Linked DNA regions of Mus musculus: region 2 is linked to region 1. The links are chromatin loops, found by intact Hi-C in ENCODE. Cell type or tissue: gastrocnemius. All regions are shown on one strand.

Region 1 (8,000 bases):
TGGGAGACATAATTTTTAGAATATGAAACATATCCCTTATTTGTCATGAACTTTGGTGTAAGTGTATAGCATTGAAAAGGGTTTGTTCATGTCTAGGCCTCACTGAACAGCCTCATGTCCTTTTCTAATTTTTTCCCGTATCTTTGATGTACTTATTTTTGGTCAGGCTTCACTATGCTGCCCCAGCTAGCCTGGAGCTCACTCATAACTCACTGGATTATGAGTGGATCAGGATAGCCCTGACCTTGGTGCGGTCACCCTGCCCGTTTGCAGACCACTACCTTGTAGTTTTGTGGCTTTTTTTCTTTTTTAATTTTGTTTCAGTTTAAACTTTTACTTGAGCAAGATAGTTATTAAAATATCACAACAAATTTTCACATTTTAACTAGATTTTTTTTCATATTTACCCTATTTACTTTAATTCTAGCCATTGTCTCAACTTTTTAAATATCATACATATAATTTTTTTTCTAACATATATTTATAGTACTTGGTCTCTTACATAACCATAGTACAATTATTATTTTACCAATAGGCCTTATTTGTTTTTCAGAAATCATTGTACCAGAATTTTTATATCAGAAATGTACCAGAGCTCAACGTTGTGTGTTACTTTTAGTTGTTATGTTTCCTTTAATTTGGGTCTGTTTTTCCACTTTGTATCTTTTCCATATTTTTCTTTTTTTTCTTTTCTTTTTTTTGTTTTTTGTTTTTTGCTTTTCAAGACAGAGTTTCTCTATGTACCCCTGGCTGTCTTGGAACTCACTTTGTAGACCAGGTTATGCCTGCCTCTGCCTCCTGAGTACTGGGATCAAAGGTGTGCCACCACGCTCGGTTATTCGTGACTTGTAAACGCCAGGGCAATGACTGTGCTTCCTTCTTCGTGGATCGTATTCACTGTGTATGGAACTTCTTGCTCCGTGTTATATCTGGCCAGAAGGCAGCTGCTTAGTGGTGAAAGTTGGTCCCTGTCACATCTGTTCCGTGTAGTCTTGGCTGACTTGGCGCCTGCTCTGTAGACCAGGCAGGCCGCTCACATGTCTTGACTTCACCCTTGAGGGTTCTGGAGTTCATGTTAGCCACTGTACCTCGGTATATCACTCTTATTAAAATTGTATAACAATTGGTTACTCTGAAGACGTAACACTTCAGGTGCTGGGAGTTCTTCCTGTTCCTCCAGAGTCTCTGACTTGTTCAGGTTGGAAATTCCCCTGACTGCCTGTCTTATGAGTATTTGACTATCACTGCAGTTTTTACAAAGATATTTTTTCTCACCTGACTCAGGTGTATCATAAATAAGACCTATGTGATTTTTTTTTCTTTAAAGCCCTGAAATTTCTTTTTATCATTGAACTACATTTGACAAAGATTGCACGGACTTTGTGTCCACAATTTGATTTTTAGTTACATGTAAACATCATGAATCATGTCAAATGGATCCATCTATCATCAAGAAATAGTTACCACCTCTTCTTTTCATTTCATTCTGAGAATGCCAATGTTGGGTTATGCACATTGTTATCAGGTAAATCCAGTATCAATAGTGGTGTGGTATTAAATTAAGACATAGCATACATCATACCACTGATAGGCAATTAGAGCTAAGCTGGCTGTGGAGAACAGGCTTTCAAAGATGTGTAGGAATTGCTCAAGCAGGGGAAAAAAGCAGCAGTCTAGGCAGCAGAGAGAAGCTGAGGGTAAAATTATGAAGCTGTGACAGGATACGGGGTGTTGCAGGTCTCTGGAAATACTGTGTTGCCTTCTGGAGCATGCAGTCTCGGTTAAGGTTGTGTTACGCTTCGGGAAACGATGCTTCTCGAAAAGGGAGAATTCTGTTCTTCCTCGAAAGCAAATATGGAGGAGTGAGGGGAGGACTTCAAGCAAATATGGACTTCACCCACAAATAGGAAGAGTGAGGGAAGGACTTCAAGCAAATATGGACTTCACCCACAAATAGGAAGAGTGAGGGAAGGACTTTAAGCAACGGGGTGATCTGTGAAGTTTGTCCTTGAGAAAGATTAAGTACATTGGGGACAATAAAAACACTATTTTAAGAATTCGAGGCAGTAGTTCAGGGACTCCGTAGAAGGGATTGTGGCATTGGTATCCACCTCAGGGGCTGGAGAGATGGCTCATTTATTAAGAGCACTTGTTGTTCTTGCAGAAGAACAAGTTCTGGAACCCACATGATTTCACAACTATCCTTAGCTCAAGTTTTTGGGATCCGACCCCCTCCTCTGTACCTGCAGACACCAGGCGTGCACATAGTGCATATAAATATAAGTATATGCAGGCAAAAGACTCAGGCATACAAAGGACAATCAATAAATCTTTAAAGGATGTATATAAGTGAGACTGGTCCCAATTTAAATTAGCTTTTAAGGAGAGACTATACCCATGTGATGGTAGCACACACCTTTAGTCCCAGCACTCAGGAGGCAGAGGCAGGGGGATCTCTGAGTTTGAGGCCAGCCTGGTCTACAGAGAAAGTTCCAGGACAACCAGGGTTACACGGGGAAACCCTGTGTCCAAAAATAAATAAATAAAAAGCAGAAGGCGAGAGTGAGGGCAATCCATACAGTTCAGTGGTAGAGTGTGTGTACTGCATGTCTCAGCACCACACGCACATACACTGAATTTATATCAAACCCAACACACTGGCACATAACAGTAATGTCTGTTATTTTAAGACAATCATGAGTTTAAACTCAGTTTGGGCACTATAGTAAAAAACAGTTTTTTATATTACACATGTATGTACATGTCTACACACACACAGATGCAGTCTCACACAGATTGTACAAATTGCTGATTTGTTGATTGATTTACTTTTAATCTTTATTTATTTATTTTATGAGCATTGGTATTTTGCCTGTATGTGTGTCTGTGTGAGGGTGTTAGATCCCCTAGAACTGGAGTACCCGACAGTTGTGAGCAGCCATGTGGGTGCTGGGAATTGAACTCAGGACCTCTGGAAGAGCAGACAGTGCCCTTAACCACTGAGCCATCTCTCTAGCCCCCTGTTTTGTTTGTTTTGAGACAGGTTTCTCTGTGTAGTCCTGGCTGTCCTGGAACTCTCTAACTGGACCAAGCTGGCCTTGAACTGAGAGATCCATCTACCTTACCCCACCCCGAAAGGAACAGGATAAAAGGCATGCGCCACTATGCTTGGCTCCAAATTGCTGCTTTATTAGGTATCACAGGGTTAAGGAAGGAAAAGAAATCTCACATCACTTCTGTTTTGGTAACTCAGTGTGGAGCAGGGAGAGTGAGGGTTTCCATTTATCCAGTTAGAGAAGGTAGGAGGCTCAGAGGTGGCAGAGAAGGCAAGTGCGTCTGAATGTGAAGTACCTACGTAGTTAGCTGGTGCTCAGCCAGACAAGTGCATAGGAAGACAGGCCATGCATGAAGGTGACAAGGATGACCAGGATGACAGCTGCCAAGGGGGACAGCATGTGGAGTCCGTGGTCTCCATGTCTAACTACCATACAGAGTTGCAAAGGCAAGATGCATAGGTTGCATTTAGAGCTTTAAACAAATCTGCTAGAGTAGGTTACCTATCAGGAATACAGTATTTTAAGTTCTATTAGTTTGCTTGTATTACTTACAACATGGTGGTTCATAATATCCTTTATAGCTTTTGGAAATAAAATTGGAAGAATTTGTATATTGTACATGTAATTGCAGTTAACAGATGTATTTGTTTTTATTTATGTCTTTCCATTTTTTGTCAGATAAGATACCATGAAATTTGCTTTTTAATTTTAGATGGAAGAAGAACCCTTTAACCCTGACTACGTTGAAGTAGACAGAATATTGGAAGTTTCTTTTTGTGAAGATAAAGATACTGGTGAGGTAATTACTTAGTAAAATTAGTCTCTAAGGGGATGGAGTTCAATTCCCAGCACCCACGTGGCAGTTGTGGCTCTCACTGTCTGTAACTCCAGGTTCAGGGGATCTTACACTTTCTTCTGGCTGCCAAGGGCACCAGGCGCACACATGGTACACAGACATTCCTGTAGCCAAAATATACATTAAAATAAATAAAAATTGGGAGAATGGTTCTAAGGCTTGGAAATAAAACTGGTAGGTAAGAGCACTGATTGCTCTTGCAGTGGACCCTGGTTCTGTTCCCAGAACCCACACAGCAGCCAATAGCATCTGTAGCTCAAGTTATAGGGAGGAAATATAATTTTTTTCTAAGAAATGCCTTAAAAATGTCTAAATACTCAAACCTAGTACACTTGTTAAACAAACAAACAAAACAAAACAAAACAAAACAAACTCTAAGGCCTAAGCCTCGTTTTAAAAGGCCGGGTCAGTTCCCAGCACATGTAGTGCCTCAGTGCTGCCTGCCTCCAGTGACAAGGCATCTGGCGCCTCTTCTGACACCTGGAGGCACCTGCTGGCAGGCACGTGGTACACATATGCACATGCAGGCACCCCAACATACTCATAAAAGCTTTTAAAAAATGTTTCACTTGTTTTTAGTTTCAAGCTATTTTATAAACATTTTCTAATTGAACTATTTACTTCTTTCCAAGTGGGAAAATGAAAAACAATTTCTCTTTTAGTCTGTTATTTACTACTTGGTAAAGTGGTGCTCACTGCCATATGAAGATAGCACCTGGGAATTAAAAGAAGATGTAGATCTTGCAAAAATTGAAGAGTTTGAACAACTGCAAGCTTCACGGCCTGACACAAGACACTTGGTGAGAGCCCTTCGTAAACAACTCTTAAGGTCTTAGTACCTTGGATTTTAGCAGGTTTAAGGTTATCTTTGTCTTTGTGTTTGTGGCATATATGCATTCACAACCAAGGCTTTTTGCATCTAAGCATGCACATATATTTCTTAGATCCACGGTCATGAATTTAAGTTAATATAGTCCTTGGTGTACAACTGATATAGTATTCTTTTAAATTGCTACATAATATCCCATGTAACTAATTTAGCTTTTCTCTATTGCCACATAGTCCTGTTTTTTTCTATTCTATATAATGCTTCACTAAATATTAAGTCCTTGCATAGTTTTTGAGAGATTCGAAATTAATTTATCTGAGTAATTGTATATACTTAAGATTGCATTAAGTAGCTCTTTATAAATCCCACTCTCACTGATATGTTCCAGTTAACAATTCACCATGACTGGGTGGTGTGGAACCTTTAGTCTTAGCATTTGGGAGGCAGAGGCAAGTAGATCTCTGAATTCAGGGACAGCCTGGCCTACAGAATGACTTCCCAAACAGACACGGCCACACAGAGAAACTCTGTCTTGGAAAACAAACAAAATGAAACGAACCTCCCAGTTGTCCCTGTCTGAGTTTGTCTCCTGTTGTCTCTTTCAGATCATTCATATAAATTTTACTCTCAACTTCTCTAACATTCCTAAATCGCCATTGTATGAAAAATTCAAACCAAGCCTATGTTTTCTCTAAGCAGGTTATTACTCATAAGTATACAATTCATCTGTTTCCATACTACGCTTTATTTCCTCTTAGGAACTTAAAATGCTTTTATTGTATGGATTACATAAATTAACTGTGCAATGTCTGTATTATAAATAGTGGAGCTAAGGCTGGACTAATGCTTACATTGCCTGTATTATGAAAGTAGAATCCTTCTCAGGAGCCGTCCACATTATTCTCCTGCAGTCTGCATTCTTCCTCACTCTGCTCACACATGTGGTAGTTGAGGTACTATGTGCACAGGTTGGCAGTGCAGCCTTGTGAGGGAGCCCTTACTGACTTTCCTAGGCCTTGGAAGCAGTCACAGAACTGTCTGTGGGCCAGCTAGTCAACATTCTGTGAGTCCCATCTGGATGACATTTTTCTTTTCCTTGCTTGATGATACTTCCTTGAGCCTGCAATGCAGTGTTGATAATAGTTTGTTACAAAAGAATATTCTCTTTTTTTCAGGTGCCTTTTTCTATACCTTCTAAAATTCTCTTTATTTCCTTTTGTTTTTGTAATCTGTTTAATTTAAAACTTTAAGCCTACATGACTATTCCTTGTAAAAAACCTACTTATAATGTGTCCCTTTTTAAACTTTGTCCATGTAGTGAAAATCCTGCTAAGAACATTTAAATACCTGTCCATGAAGAAGATGGGCGTGGGTTCCTTTTTCTGTCATAGCACCTGTTTAGCATCAGGGCTTCACAATGAGTTGCATTGTGAGCCTTACTGTTACATTCTCTGGAGGAGTTTAAACAGAATTAACTTGAGTTTTAAATATTAGGTAAAATTTCATCACATACTGTGTGCTTCAGCTTCTAGGTTCTTTTAGAAGCGAGGCTGCTTGCCATGAGTAGTTGTATGGAAGATCCGCATCTGAAGGGCATCATTCACTTTATTTTTTGTTCACAAAGGACCGTCCTCCCTCTAACATTTGGAAGAAAATAGAGCAATCCAGGGAATATAAAAATGGCAATCAACTCAGGGAATATCAACTAGAAGGACTCAACTGGCTCTTGTTCAATTGGTATAATAGGTATGTAGTATATCGTAAGAAAAGATTTTACTATAGCCAATTTTTGTATATTCCAAAATATGATAATTAAAAATTGGTACTTACATTGCTCTACTGTTAGTGCCAGGAAGTCTTTATTATTTAAAATGATAATACCTCAGGAAAATAATGTGAATTATAATTTTGGATGCCAGTTTTACCTTTGCTTCCTATAAGTATCTATCACTCACATATTTGTTACTAATAGTCAATTTTGAAATAACTTTCTTATAGTCCCAAAATACTCACTGTGTTTTAGCTTTTCAACAGGCAATTTATGTCAAGAATTATATCTGTTGGTCAGTATGTTAACATCTTTGAAGTTAGGTAGAGCATTAATATTTAATGTAAATTTCAAATGACTTAGACTACAAGCAGATAATTAATTGAACATAAAATTATGGGAACATAACATTAATTTCCTTTGGCTATTGTTCATTTTTTAAGTTGTTCAAAATGCTTTATACAACATATCTCAGGTAATTTATTGAGGTAAAAAGATAATTTCACAGGAGTTAAAAGGTGGTACCATAAATGAAAATGAATGTAAGTACACTTGTATGTACAAATATCAAATGAAATGCTACTACTAGACATGACAGCAAGAATTTAGTGATACTTCTTTTGAAAATCCATCTTTTTGCTGTTTTAATTCTCAAATCACTCTTCTGAGTTGTTATGATGAGTTATGAGGCTTAACTAGGAGGAGTGAGAATGGCCTGCCGTGTGTCTCTGACTTGTGCTTGATAAATATGAATCATTATCTCCTTCAAGGGAATCACTCTGGTAGAATAATACACTTTAGAAATTGGCACTTTTTGTATTACCTGGTTACATTTTCTCCGTTTTCCTCTCACCTTTTCATAACTCTGTCCAGGTCTCTGTAGGACTGCTTCATAAAGAAACCAGAGACAGTAGGCTTCGCATTCTCAAATGCGTGCCCACCTTCATGCCCGGTCCTCCTAGCACTTCTCCAGATTCATAGCACTAACCTCATGTCACAACCACGATCACACCATGCTGCCGCAGCTCTACATGTCTGTGTCCAGTCTTGAGTCAGCTCTCCTCTTTTATACCTTCAGGCCATGCTGGAAGACTCCTTGGTCTAAATCTATGAACAATTTGGGTATTTATTTATAAAAGTGAAATAGAAAAGTGTATGTCTTTTGACTCTGCTTTTCCCTCTAGCTTCCTCCAGCCCCTTTTGTAACTTCTCTGCAAAGCTCGAGCTCCCTGATCCCTGTTTCTTTTCAATCTGTTACAGTCAGGATTTCTGTTGTATGTTCACTCTTGAGCCTATCCTGGTACAGAACTCACTGTGTAGGCCAGGCTAGCCTCAAACTCATGGTCTCATCAGGATTACAGGCATGCATCTCTCTAGCCAGCTTTGGACTTTGTTTCCATTGCTTTTCTGAAGTTCTCATTTCCCTGTTAATGGAATATTCTTAGCCTTAATGGAATAGTCTTTGCATTCATCTCTCTTGCATTGAACATA
Region 2 (8,000 bases), 51 kb after region 1:
AGGTTTCCCCTGTAGAAATCAAAGAAACAATAATAATACATTTAAGAAATTCTAACTTTTTAGAACTGTAAATAAATTATACTGATAGACTCCTGTCCCTTGGCCCTATTGCTGCAGTGAGATAAAGAGTAAAGACACCCACCAAAGATTAAGAAAACAACTTGTTTAATTCTAGCATCAGGAGGCAGAGGCAGGTGATCTTTGAGTTCAAGGCCAGTTTGGTCTACATAGTAAGTTTCAGGCCCGTCAGGGCTATGGAGAAGAGGCCCTGTCTCTAACAAAAACCAAAAAGAAAGTGAATTGTACTGTTTCAAGAAAACACTACTCCCTTGTAGCCATCCACTGCCTCTGGCTCTTACAGTCTTTCAAGTCTCTAAATCGTTACAGCATGTAACCCCAACTCGGAGAGGGCATGGACAAACATCCCATCCTAGCTAAGGAGCTTTAAGCAATTGAGCTTTCTTTAAAGATGTAGCCCCTGGTCAGTCCGCTGTGCTCCAGTGCTGGCCATGCCTCCATGTGCCTGATGGGCTTCAGGTAAAAACAGGACACAGAACTGGATGGACACAAAAGCAGGGTAGGGCTGGGCTTGTGGTTCTGCTTTTATTTCCTAACAGATTTATTGCCAGTTTGCCAAATCATGAAGCAAATCTCTTGATTATCCAGTGTCAGGAAATTCAGGGTAGTTTCAATCTGCTTTATTCATATGTATAGTGTAGGTACTAAATAAATAGTTATTATTCTGTGTTCCTAGAAAATAATGGCAAGAAAAACAATTGTATATATTCAGTACAGATACAGTTCAACCTCCCAAATAGTATGCTCACTGAATCCTTGGATTCAGCTATTCGAATTTTACCTGTTTTTTTGTTTGTTTGTTTATTTTGTTTTGATTTGTTTTTTACCCCTATACATTTCAGGAGGGAGGAAATTGATGCTTGTTCTGGGACAAGGTCTTGCCATATAGCTCAAGTGGCCTTGTCCCCAATTGTAATTCAACTTGCCATGGGTCACAGTACTCCTGCCTCTTTCTCAGGGCTGGGATGACAGACATCTCTCCCACACTTGGCTTCCCTGACAGACATCTGTGTTCTCAGACCCCCAAGTGGTACTTGGATATTCTCATTGTTCCTTGTTGTACAGGACCTAAGTCTCTTAAGTCATTTTGCTATCTTTCCTTCTGTTCCAATTTGAGTTTTCATAGGATTGGACAGTGTGTCATTTTCTTTTTTCTTTTTTTCTTTTTTGAAACAAGTTCTTGATTGGCACAGTGTTGTAGCCTCCATCTCACAGAGATGCACCCCCCTCTGCATCCCCACTGCTGGGATGAAAGCTGTGTGCCCCCATGCCCACTTTGTTGCAGGTTCTATGTCAATAATGTTGTAAGGTTTGTGCCGTCAGGGTGGTACTCCTATGGATCACTAAGCCAAGGTAGTTTATGATGTATTTCTCTACTTTATGTTTCCCATGTAATTAATAAGTAGCTTGGAATCTCACAAATCCTATTTCTGCTCAAACTTTAAAAAATCTGTTTGTGGGCTTGGAAGATGACTCGGTGGTTGAGAGCATGGGCTACTCCTTTGTTGGACTCCGATTTGACTCCTAGCACCCACATGGAGGCCAACAATCGTCAGGAACTCCAGTTTCAGGAAACTCACCAACCTCTCCTGGCCCCCTTAGGCAACAAGCACACACATAGTTGCACACATGTGAGTGCAGGCAAAAAAATCTAGATGCATAGAATAAAAAATAATAAAAAAATTAATCTATTGTTTTTAGTGCTTTCTGTATACTCAATCTTGTGAGTAATAGATTCTCTCTGAAATTCCATTGTAAGGAAGAAGTCTTCCTCGTTTAGAGTCATTTATATATTAACCTATAAACTATAAACCCAATACTTTATTTTTGCTCAAACTTTGTACATGTTTTTATTATGAGTTCTACAGGTTGGTTCTTGCATTAGTGTAGTAACACATTATCTTTGTAAGTGACTTCCAAGAGCCATTAACCAAAACCAAAGGTAGGACTGCACAAGAACAAATGTCCTGTGATCTAATGCTGAAGCTGAACTCTGTTCCCTAGTAACTCGTGTCATGTTTCCCACAAACGTTAAAAATCTAAAAATCCTGTTGTTGCCAGGCATGGTGGCATGGCACATGTGGGTTGGCAGAGGCAGGTGGATCTCTAAGTTCAAAGCCAACCTAGTCTACACAGTGAGTTCCAGGCAGCCAGGTATATAGACAGAGACCTTGGTTTAAAAAACAAACAAACAAAATGTCTTTGTAACCTAAGTTACCTTATGCGTTATGAAATTTGCATAAGGTAACAGGTTACAAAGACATTTTGTTTCTAATAAACAGATTTCATTTGTTTATTGGGTATCACTAGATGTATTTACAAGTAAGGTTAGAAAAGTTCTTAAAAACAAATTCCTATTTATGGCAATATACTTCTGAAATGATCATGTTACTCATTTTAAAATATAGATATTTTGTCTCATGATTTTAGTAATTTTAAAAACAATTTCTACATTTACGGTCCTAGAAATTATAGTGATACTGTGTAGAGGCTTTTAAAGTTATCGCGTGTTAAATCTTCCATAAAGCATTTTTGAGATTAACATTTTGGTCCTTGTTTCAATATAGAATTGGTCGATCCAAATATTTTTATTCAACCAATCACAGAGGAACGTGCTTCTAGAACTTTATATCGCATTGAACTTCTAAGAAAAGTACGGGAGCAGGCCCTTCGTCACCCACAGTTGTTTGAACGCTTGAAGCTTTGCCATCCAAATCCAGACTTACCTATCTGGTGGGAGTGTGGCTCTCATGATAGGGATTTGCTCATTGGTGCTGCCAAACATGGGGTCAGCCGGACCGACTACCACATTCTCCGTGATCCTGAACTCTCGTTTATGGCAGCTCAGAGGAACTACAATCAGAGTAAGGCGGCTCACTCAAGGACTTCTGCCCCACTTTTACAGCAATACCAAGTAGCACTTTCTGCTTCTCCTCTTACCTCTTTGCCTAGACTGCTAGGTGCTAAAGGTACTCTTCTAGAGGATATGAAAGTTAAGAGTGAAAGCCTCACAGAAGAGCCCCAGTCCTCTGAAGAAGAATCTATGTCTTCTATGGAAACAAGGACACGAGTTAAATCTGAGCCTGTAAGTCCAAAGAACGGTGTTTTATCACAGGCTACTGGAGACCAGAAGTCTGGTGGGAAAAGTGAAACAGACAGACGCATGGTTGCAGCCAGAACAGAGCCCCTAACTCCAAACCCAGCTTCTAAGAAACCGAGAGTCCACAAAAGAGGATCCCAGTCCAGCTCTGATTCTGACTCTGACTCTGCGCGCTCATCGTGTTCTTCCAGATCCTCTTCCTCCTCCTCCTCCTCCTCCTCCTGCTCACACTCTCGGTCAGGCTCTAGCTCTTCGTCATCCTCATCTTGTTCTTCGGCATCTTCCTCCTCCTCCTCATCTTCCTCCTCCTCCTCCTCATCTTCTTCATCATCATCAGAAGAAAGTGACAGTGAAGAAGATGTCCAGAAGCGAGGTACATGCACACATTTGTTATCTTTATGACCGCTTTTCAAGTGAAAATGTAGAGAACTTGATTTACATAACTGAAGCATGCTTAACTTTGTAAGCTTAAACTTTATGCTTATAAATTGTCTTAGAAAAGCATAATTGAGGAGGAAACTGGAGTTCCTTACATAATCCTGTTCTGTAGATTAGTTGAACAGGGGAGTCTGAAGTTTTGCGTAACGGCTTGCCTTCTTTATGACTGCCTTAAATTTGCTGCTTTCCCCAGAACAAGTTTATTATGAGCAAATAATGTTTACAGCAACCACCAGGAACCTTAGATTAAATAGACAAACAAGAGTACCATACTCCATACTGCCGCCTACAGTCTGTAGAAGGACGCACAGGAAGAGCTTACGCCCCTCAGCAGAGTAGCCTCAGGTGGCTTTTTTCTGGGGTGCCTTTGCAACAGCAGTTCAGGTACAAGGAAAGGAGTCAGCATCGAGCTTGTGCAGGGATGGCTCTGGCAGTCCTAAAGAGCCCCATCTTCCCCAGGGCTCTGACATCAAGCATGCTAAGAGTTATCTTACTTGGACACTTGTGGGGAATTGAAGAAATTACATAGGATTGTAAAAGTATGCATAAATTGTTTGATGTAGATTTAAAGAGTGACTGTAACTATTGTCCTTAGAAGGCACGCCTCACAGGAAAGCCTATGATGAGGAAAGTGTCGCATCACTGAGCACGACCCAAGATGAAACTCAGGACAGTTTCCAGGCAAACAATGGAACGCCAGAGTCTGCTTACCTGCTACAAGGTGGATATATGCTGGCAGCCTCATATTGGCCAAAGGTAAAAGAAGAGGTTACTGCTGAGACATGTCTTCTTTTCTCTCCTCTCCTCTCCTCTCCTCTCCTCTCCTCTCCTCTCCTCTCCTCTCCTCTCCTCTCCTCTCCTCTCCTGAATAGCTTTGATGGTAGACATTCTTTTGTATTTTGTTTGTTTTGTTGTTGTTGTTGTTGAGACCAGGTCTTACTGTATGGCTCTGGGAGTCAGACTGAACTTCTACTCTGACATCTGTCTGCCCCCTGCCCCTGCCCCTGCCAATCTGGGATAAAAGGTGTGACCACCACATCTGACCTAATGGTGGATAGTCTTAGGTGAAAAAATAGGCCACTATAAATTTTTTTAAAGATTTATTTATTTATTATTACTCATTAGTACACTGTAGCTGTCTTCAGATGCACCAGAAGAGGGTATCAGATGTCACTATGGGTAGCTGTGAGCCACCATGTGGTTGCTGGGATTTGAACTCAGGACCTTTGGAAGAGCAGTCAGTGCTCTTAACCACTGAGCCATCTCTCCAGCCTGGCCACTATAAATTTATGATGACATTTTGGTGTTTGCATCAAAAGGTTAAATTATTACTGCCTATTAAATGAGTTATACATACATGTGTATGCTTCTCGGTGTAACTTTAGAATGTTTAGAATGAAGGACGGTAAATACCGTTTGTAGTTGTAACCTACCAAAAAGCTCATTTTAAATAGGTACATTCTGGGGTACAAGCAGCTCCAGCTGTATGACTGTAATCCCCATGTGTGACTAGACTAATACAGGGCGCCTTTGGAAATGAGGTTGAGAATTTAGAAATGGACGAGCCTGTTCTCTTTCTATATTCCTACGTGTTACTTTTGTACCCTGCATCTGTAAAGGCAGCTCCACTAATAGAGCACCGTGCTAACATGCACAGAGCCTCAGGTTTAACCAACCATTGTGGTTCACATTTATATTCCATTTCTATAATTCAAGCAAGTGGGAGGTCCCTTGGACTGTTTAGTGACTTCAAGGACAGCCTACAATGCGTAAGACTTCGTTGAAGGAATAAAATATTAAAATAGTAAATATATCTTTGTGGTATAATGCTTTTGAACTTCACCAAAGGGAATTTGTACTTAAATAATGTACAGAATTATAATACATATGAGAATATATAAGCATACTACACACACTGTTATACCTGGCTTAAACCATCAAAGCTCTTAGGTTATTTGGTCTGCAAAGGTCTGGCCTAAGTACTAAAGAGTACCTTGATGTTCCCTGCTTTTCTAGGACCGGGTAATGATCAACCGCCTGGACAGTATTTGTCAGACAGTTCTGAAAGGGAAGTGGCCGTCAGCTAGAAGACATTATGATGCTAACACGGTGGCGTCCTTCTATACCACCAAACTGCTGGATAGCCCCGGAGCAGCTACAGAACGCGGCGAGCCCAGCGTCCCCACACCCCCAGCCGTTGCTGTCAGAGAAGAGCACGAGCAGTCAGCACAGATGTCAAAGGTGAAGAAGCATGTACGAGAAAAGGAGTTTACAGTGAAAATCAAAGACGTATGTGCATTTTTATTGCCCTAGGGCCTGGTTGCGATTGCGGTGTGCAGCATGCTTTTCTGCAGTGGCTGCCTGCTCTCACTCTTCCTTCCTTCCTTCCTTCCTCCCTTCCTTCACATCCTTGTCTCAGGGTACTGCAGTGCTTCCTTCCTGTAGCTAGGCTGTTCAGGGTGAGCATCCCATTAAAGCGCTCATCACTAAGTAGGCCTCTCTCCTGAGAATGGTTCTGCACAAGGTGTTTCCTGAAGCGTGTGACTATTTCTGTTCTGGCATTTTAAAATATTTATGTGGTATATCAATGTACGTACTTTCTCAAACACTTAATGTGTCCCATTATTAGGAATGCTTTTTTAATATGATCTTTGAAGTTTAATTATTTGTTATCAAAAATATGGGTGAGCTTTAGTGTGGAAGACAGACATGTAACACTGGCCCTTTAAGGCTAGGAAGGCGCAGGGAGAGGGGGAGGCACATGGGAAGACCGTATGTCATACAGGGAAGAGTCATGCCAGTATATGTGTGTGTGTGTAAGAGTGATGTCGCTAAAAGTGCCATAAATAACGTGCCTAGCGATGTCTGTCTGCCCTGGAAATGTTACAGTCATGTGCTTCCCACGTGAAAAATGTTGGTTTGTAGTCATAAAAATGATGAGTGTTTTTCCTGTTGATTGGATTGAATGGGAGAACCTCAGGAGTGTCAGGGACTTTGCCTTCCTCTTTCTAAGTAAAATATCTTTCTTGATATCCTATAGTAAGGTTTTTGGTAACATTTTCTGTCTTGATAATGGTTCTGAATTTTGTTTTAATAGGAAGGTGGCTTGAAGTTGACATTTCAGAAGCAGGGGCTTGCCCAGAAAAGACCATTTGATGGTGAAGATGGCGCCCTGGGTCAGCAGCAGTACCTCACTCGCCTTCGGGAGCTTCAGAGCACATCAGAGACTAGCCTTGTTAACCTCCCCAAAGCTGTGCCAGCGTCAGGTAAATGTGCAAATGGGAACTCGGTATTAACAAGATATTCCTTGCCATTTCCAAATTTTCTTTTATACACATTTGACATAAAAACTCATTTTCTCTTTAGTGTTGGGGACCTATTTAACACCTACAAAGTAGTCAGCATAATATTAAATATTATTATTTCCTAGAATATGTGTATATGATGTGTGTGTATCTGTGCGTATGTGTCTATCAGTCTGTGTCTGTCAGACTGTGTGTGTGTCTACCTGCCTGTCTGCCTATCTGTATCCGTATCTACCCCCCCCCGCCTCTGTCTCTGTGTGTGTGTGTGTGTGTGTGTGTGTGTGTGTGTGTGTGTGTGTGTGTGTGTTCTGGAGATCACACTCAGGACTTTTATGTATGCTTAGCCAGTCACTTTACCTCTGAACTGCACCACCAGCCTTGTTGAACTTTAGTATGACATTTTGAATTATAGCAGTTAGTTTGAGAAGTTTAAGTATTTGAATGGAGATACCATCTTGTCAAGTAGCTTTTAACAGATAAAAGTTATAGTAGTTTTGGGAAGGTGGTATATTTTGTGCTTCAAACAGTAATTTAAGTCACATGATAGTGGTTGTTGGTAAAAGACTAAAACTTAAGAGAGTGCAGGGGAGCCAGGCGGTGGTGGCGCACACCTTTAGTCCCTGCACTCGGGAGGCAGAGGCAGGTGGATTTCTGAGTTCAAGGCCAGTCTGGTCTACAAAGTGAGTTCCAGGCCAGCCAAGGGCTATACTGGGAAACCCTGTCTCAAAAAACCAAAGAGAGAAAGAGAGAAAGAGAGAGAGAGAGAGAGAGAGAGTGTGTGTGTGTGTGTGTGTGTGTAGGGGCACACTTTAAAATGCTCCAAGCAGACATGATTATTTCTGACTAGTCTCTTCAGTTTCCACAGACCCTTTCAAGACAAGACTTCTTCCACTTCAGATAGCCCTATGCCAGGCAGGTCTAAGTTTCAGGGAAAAAATATCTTTTAATTTGGAAGTACATTTTCCCTGATCTGTTTTGTTTCTTTTCTCAAAGATTGGAGTTCTACCTCTGAAAGCACTATAGACTTAGCTTTGCCCTTCCTTTGTCTGCATGCTAAATCATAGCATTTTGAAAACAAT

The links. Hi-C counts contacts between places; a loop is a spot of excess contacts. Peaks named below come from ENCODE experiments on the same cell type or tissue, not always from the same donor. Only the 100,000 strongest peaks of a DNase experiment are listed, where the experiment ranks them.
Region 2: it touches region 1 in a loop (2.4-fold over the local background); 10 of 42 quality-filtered maps call a loop at or near these places.

Annotation. Positions count from the first base shown.
Region 1 is chr8:90,979,694-90,987,693 of GRCm38, forward strand. It overlaps Chd9 (chromodomain helicase DNA binding protein 9), which reads left to right. Exons shown (of 40, transcript NM_177224.2): 10 at 3,769-3,855; 11 at 4,575-4,712; 12 at 6,366-6,487. Among named protein-coding and RNA genes, the nearest start is that of Gm39221, 76 kb to the right of the region's middle. In gastrocnemius, no CTCF peak of the experiment used is centred here; a DNase peak (open chromatin) is centred at 3,402.
Region 2 is chr8:91,030,694-91,038,693 of GRCm38, forward strand. Chd9 (chromodomain helicase DNA binding protein 9) reads left to right here. Exons shown (of 40, transcript NM_177224.2): 32 at 2,646-3,551; 33 at 4,212-4,372; 34 at 5,633-5,857; 35 at 6,714-6,882. Among named protein-coding and RNA genes, the nearest start is that of Gm39221, 25 kb to the right of the region's middle. In gastrocnemius, a CTCF peak has its summit at 3,901; no DNase peak of the experiment used is centred here.